2 separate regions of the Homo sapiens genome follow, and region 2 is linked to region 1. The links are chromatin loops, found by intact Hi-C in ENCODE. Cell type or tissue: A673. All regions are shown on one strand. Each heading gives the region's core, and the rest is flanking DNA. Links, peaks and the distances in the headings are about the cores only.

Evidence for each region. Hi-C counts contacts between places; a loop is a spot of excess contacts. Peaks named below come from ENCODE experiments on the same cell type or tissue, not always from the same donor. Only the 100,000 strongest peaks of a DNase experiment are listed, where the experiment ranks them.
Region 2: it touches region 1 in a loop (4-fold over the local background); 3 of 110 quality-filtered maps call a loop at or near these places.

What each region holds. Positions count from the first base shown.
Region 1 is chr5:154,971,340-154,974,162 of GRCh38, forward strand. No RefSeq gene overlaps it. Among named protein-coding and RNA genes, the nearest start is that of MRPL22, 32 kb to the left of the region's middle. In A673, for the core only: a CTCF peak has its summit at 1,337 (motif pointing right); a DNase peak (open chromatin) is centred at 1,352; H3K27ac peaks cover 2,148 bases.
Region 2 is chr5:155,259,520-155,262,342 of GRCh38, forward strand. No RefSeq gene overlaps it. Among named protein-coding and RNA genes, the nearest start is that of KIF4B, 250 kb to the left of the region's middle. In A673, for the core only: a CTCF peak has its summit at 1,516; a DNase peak (open chromatin) is centred at 1,442.

The DNA of each region.
Region 1 (2,823 bases), core at 229-2,728:
ATAAATAACTTTTTAAAATCATACTGCCTTAAAACTAGAAATTTGTTCCTTTTTAAAAAAAGTTTAAATATAATTCAAGCTACTTGATAATTGAACACTCCTAACTCTTGGTTCTTTGGGGGAAAAAGGATCATTAAAGTGGACGTGACCTATGAATTCAATCAAATACAAATGAAAAAATTCAATGTGGGAAAAGGGCATACAGAGAAGATTGAGAATCCTATGTAGTTAAAAAAAAAAAAAAAAGAATCCTTTGTAGGAATGTGCTGTATCGTAGCCAACCTGGAAGTACATTTCTCAGAATCCTCTTCTCTGTAGGGTTGTGGGTTAGAATTGGCTGAAAGATGAGTAAGATCTGGGAGTTGGAAGTGATGCTCTCACAATCATTTTGGCATCCTGACACCTATTGTAGTGGTAACTCAGTCGGAGACACCATGCTAAAGCAGCAAGCATCCCATTCCATCATCTTGTAAGACTAATGTAAGCAAAAATAAATTATTAAAAGAGTATTGGATCACTCAAATAATTTCTAAGTGGCCCAAGAACTAGATTTTAAAGCTACATAGCCAGGAACAATGCAATCAGATGACATAGGAAGAAAACCATACCTCCTTACAATAGGGCTGTTCTAGTGGAAAGACTAGGATTCCATCATAGCTGCTCCTAAAGGGCCAGATGCCTGTGTACTGTCTGGGTATAATAGAATCTGTAATCTCCTACTCTGTGACCACCTCCTCACATTGTTCTCTTCCATCTCTGAATCAGTGTGGGCATAAATGACTGGCATATATTATATGAATGAACCTTAGTTGTAAGTACAGAAATGTACTTTTTAGTTTTCTGGTTTCTAAAGCATGCCAATGTCCTCCAGTCAGAGACCACCACAAATACAACTCTAGTTGAACAAGTTGGGTTTATTACTTGTTGCAGCGAGGGAAAACACACCATGGGGAGCTATGGGGTGTCTCAATAAGAGGTGTTAGAACCTATTATAGGATTTGGGCATTGGTTGGGTGATTTGTGGAGGGGCTAAGAAAGCAGGTATTTTTTTCTAAATTGGATGCTGTTAGAAAGCAGGTGCAATTATATGATTATCTCAAGTTTTATCAAGGAGGGTAAATGAGTGAAAAAAAGGGGTAAGTGGTAAAGAGTTAACAGTTACTCATTTTGGCCACAAGAGAGGAATGTTTGGTATTTTGTGAGGGGCACAGTGAACTTATTTTTTTCTGAGCTTCAGCAAAATGATGGTGTGGACTCGCCTTATTTCATTGAATCATGATCCCAGAGTAACTTTGTCTGGCTTTGATATTCTGTGACATGGTTTATGTCCAACAGAGGGCAGCATGGCCTAGCTGTGAGTGCCTGGCCAGCTTCTGAATGTCAAGGGCTGCTCTTTTCTTTTCTTTCTCAAATGCAAGAGAAGGGAATTGTTGAATAAGCTGATTTATTGTTTTTGCCACAGGTATCACCATACTTAAAGTGAAGCTCTGGTGTTTCCTGCTAAGTTCAGGTATAAGACAAGTATGCCGACTATCCATGATCATTTAATATTTTCTGAAAGTTTAGCCAAAACAGTAAAACAAATGAAATAAGAGAAAAATCTTTGGAAAGGAGGAGGCAAATTATTATTTACATATAATTGCCTATCTAGCAATCTAATAAAGTAAACAGAAAAAATATTTGAAGTAAGTAGAGTTCAATAAGGCAGTTGGTTACAAAATCAATATGCCATACACACACACACACACACACACACACACACACACACACACACACACACACACTTATTTAAGAGACAGGGGTCTCACTGTTTCTGTTGCCCAGGCTCAAGCTCTGGGGCTCAAACCCTTCACCTCAGCTTCCCAAGTAGCTAGGACTACAGGCACATGCCACTGTGCCCAGCTAAAGCTTATCTTTCAAAATCAACAACTCAAAAGAAAAGATAATTTTTAAAAAGTATTAAAAATAGAAACTAAAATATAAAATATCTAGGAACAAACTTACATAAGTAGGCAGGACCCATAGAAATAGAACTGTAAAACTTTATTGAGGGATTTGAAAGAAGACTGGAATAAATGATAGGGCATACCCATTCTTGAATGGCATAACTCAAGAATTCAACCACTTCAATTCTAATAAAAATGTCAAAAGCATTTTTTTAACTAGAGAATATAATTCTAAAGTCACCTGGGAAGCTTAATAAAGGGATGAAGAAATTTTGGAAGATTGAGGGGTGACTTACATTGCTAGGAAGAAAGGTTTATTATTAAAGCAGCATGATTCTTATGTAGCCTCCCAGACAGGCTCAAGTATATAGATTTGATATAGGATAAAGGTGGAATTGAAATATACTTACACTTCTGCTTAGGATATAGCTGCAAAGCTCATCACTCTCACCCTAACAATGAAAATGACAGGTAAATGACAAAATCATTACTTTTGTTGAGCCCGTAAGAAAGAATAGCTTCTGAGGCAACCAAGTAAGCTAATTCAAAAGAGAGACAAGTTCCTCCAAGGAGAGATGAGCTATGCAAACTGTCTTAACTGTCAGAGCACAAAAAGAGGGGCCACCACTTTTTAAGTGGATTAGAAATCAGGGAAATTGTTACATGCTGTCAAAATCCATGTGTGGATTAGTGGGCATTTGTTTTATTATTGTTCATGACACTGTGCTGCCTTCTGTGTATATGATGTATTTTAAAGTAGGGAAAAAGTAAATTTGGGGTCCAAATGTAATTTCCTGCATTTTTACACACAGGGGAATTTAGCCACAGAGAGGCTGGGTCCATTGGTGAAGATCAATTACTCCCATTTCCCAGTTCA
Region 2 (2,823 bases), core at 16-2,515, 290 kb after region 1:
CTCAGTCTGTTGCCTAAATGCACCTGACAACAATAATCTAAGCATACCCTTAGAGTCACCCTGTATTCAGATGCACCTGAATGTGTGCTCGGAGCTAGGGATTCTGGGAATGGCCAACCTGGAGATTCGTTCCTTATGTATGATAAACATCTGAGCTCCCAGCCCATCTTGTGGAACACGGGCTGTACAGGGGATTGAGGCCCTGGGTTTTGGGTTACATGAAGGTTGCCAGGTGAAGGTCGTTAAGGGGATGGTGTTAAGTGAAAATGCTGTATATAAACTTCATGCTGTTTGCAGGCAGTTGTGGTTTTCCTGCCTAACCCACTGCCATTGGGCCCTGTGGTTATGTTGTCTAGCCTTCCACCATTGGACTGTTATGTAAGGCGGATATCTTGTCCAAGCCACCACCCCTAGACTGTTTCTGTACGGAAGGCAGTTCTCCTACCCAGCCTGCAACTACTGGACTCTTTCCCCCGTATGGAAGCCCCCAGTAAAACCCCATGTCTCATTTGCTGGCTCCAGGTCTCTTCTTTGGCCACTTGAGCATGGTGCCTTCCCTATTGAGGTTAATAGGAGTTCTGCATAGCACAGTCTTGGTGCTACTAATGTATAAAACATTCTATATGGTGTTGGGAACTTGGGTAAGTCATTTAACCACTCAACATGTCAGTTCCCCGTCTGTAAAACTGGGATTAAAAATACCAGTCCTTTAGGGGTACTATGAGGATAAAATAAGTTAGTATATTCATCTCTAGCCTAGCGAAAGTTTGATTTTGGGAGCTGGGGGCTGGAGGGTTTAAAACAGTTTGTACCCATTTTAAAGTTTATAAGCCATTGTGTTTGTGTGTGTGTATGTGTGTGTGCCTGTGCATATGCAACAGTGTGTCAATCAGGGACCAATCAGGAGGCAGCAGTCATATGGTAACTTGAGTGAGGAGACTTTAATATAAAGAATTAACTATTACAGCGGTTAAAGTCATGAGGGATTGACTAGTAAGAAGAAAAGAGAGCTCTAAAGAAGATAGGAATATCAGATATAAGGTGCAGCCAGCCACTACCCATAAAACTGAGACAGAGCATCACAGGAAGAGACCCTCTAGGCTGAGACCTAGTGATTGTTGGAGAGGACAGTGCTGTGACTTACTGAATGGCAGAGATGTTGGGGTGCTGCACTGGTGTAACTTGCTAGAATCTGCCCTTTGGAGCTTGTAGGCAATGCGTCCTAAGGTGCTAAGGAAAACTGTCACAGAGAAGTGTCTCCCTACTCTGCTATAGTAGAGGACTCTACTATAAACTTCCCAAGTGCTACTAACTACTATGCACTTCATAAGCTTGGTGCTCAGGAAGCTGCCTGCACTGCGGGAGCTGGATGCTGAGAGAAGCCGTGCATGCTGCAGAAGCCAGACATTGAAGAAGCTGCTTGCACAGCAGGAACTGGGCATGGGAAGCCACCTGTGCTGCAGAAGCCTGCCCTCAATGGAGAAAAACCCTTCCAGCTCAAATGTCTCTTCAGCACCCTCCATGGACAACATGTAGCATTACGCCAGCTGGTGAAATGAGTTATTTAAAGGACTAAAACTCATTTGTACAGAGCAGGCAATGCTGGGTGATTTTGGATTGGAAAGGCAATACATTGATAGCTGGTAGAGATGGTGAAGAAACAAATTCTTAATTCTGAGTATTTCTCACCATGTTCAGTTTTCTGCTCCCCTGGTGTGAGACCGCTAAATAATCCACAATAATAGCTAATACTCGGCATCACCTATGAAATACTTCCATTTCCCCCTGATGTTTAGGCTTACAGTTTTAAGTGATGTCTTCCCTTTGTAAGGTGATTTGCACTGAAGACTATTTGTGTAATCTGTCATGAGAATGAGCTCCAATAGTAATAGAATGTGGTTGTTGCCATAATTAACAAATTGACTACTCCAGGGAAAGAGAATACACACACACACACACACACACACACACACACACACACATATTTGCTGTTTTATTTAATCAGAGAGGACATTCTTTTAGAATGGACCTTGTTGGAGGAACAAATAGGGAACTTTTAGCCCAAATGTATTCCTGCAATCTCACAGTAGCTTTTTTCTTTGTATTACATAGAGGTAGGGTCTTGCCATGTTGGTCTACAATCTCCTGGCCCTAACTATCCTCCTGCCTTGGCCTCCCAAATGCAAGGATTACAGGTGTGAGCCACCACACCTGGCCTAATGGTAGCCTTTTAACCTAATATATCCCTTCTTTGTTTTGCTTAGTTCTGAATGAATTAAAGGCATTAGATAAGAATTAGATGCAAATTACATTTATTCTTTGTACAATGTGGAGCCAGTGAGGATTTTGAACAGAACTGTGATGTGATTGAAGAAGTTCTGTAGGAACATCTGCATGATATCCGGCTCATAGGAAATGCTTAATAAATGCTGGCTACTTGGACTGTTGCTGGTGTGGATCTCCTCTGTGTCATCTGAGTGATGAGCGGTCACCCTCTGAGAGAGATCACAAAGGGCCCAGGCAGAAATAACCAGATGCAAAACCAGCCTATTTTTTTGTGGCATCAACTAAATAGGACTAGATAGAAGAAAGGAGGGTGGTTTGGATTCCTCAGCCTAGGCTCTTCCTTAAGCATCTAGAGCTCATTTAAGAGTCTAATTAGACCAGAAAGGCCTTGTCTATTGACCCAGGAGTAAAGGTAGGAAGAAAGGGCATGATTAATTTAATGCCTGGAAATCAGGGGGAGAGATAGAAAAATGCCAAACAGGTCAGTGAGCAGATGTAAGCATCTTTTCCTCTCCTCTCTCCAGTAATTTTTACTAG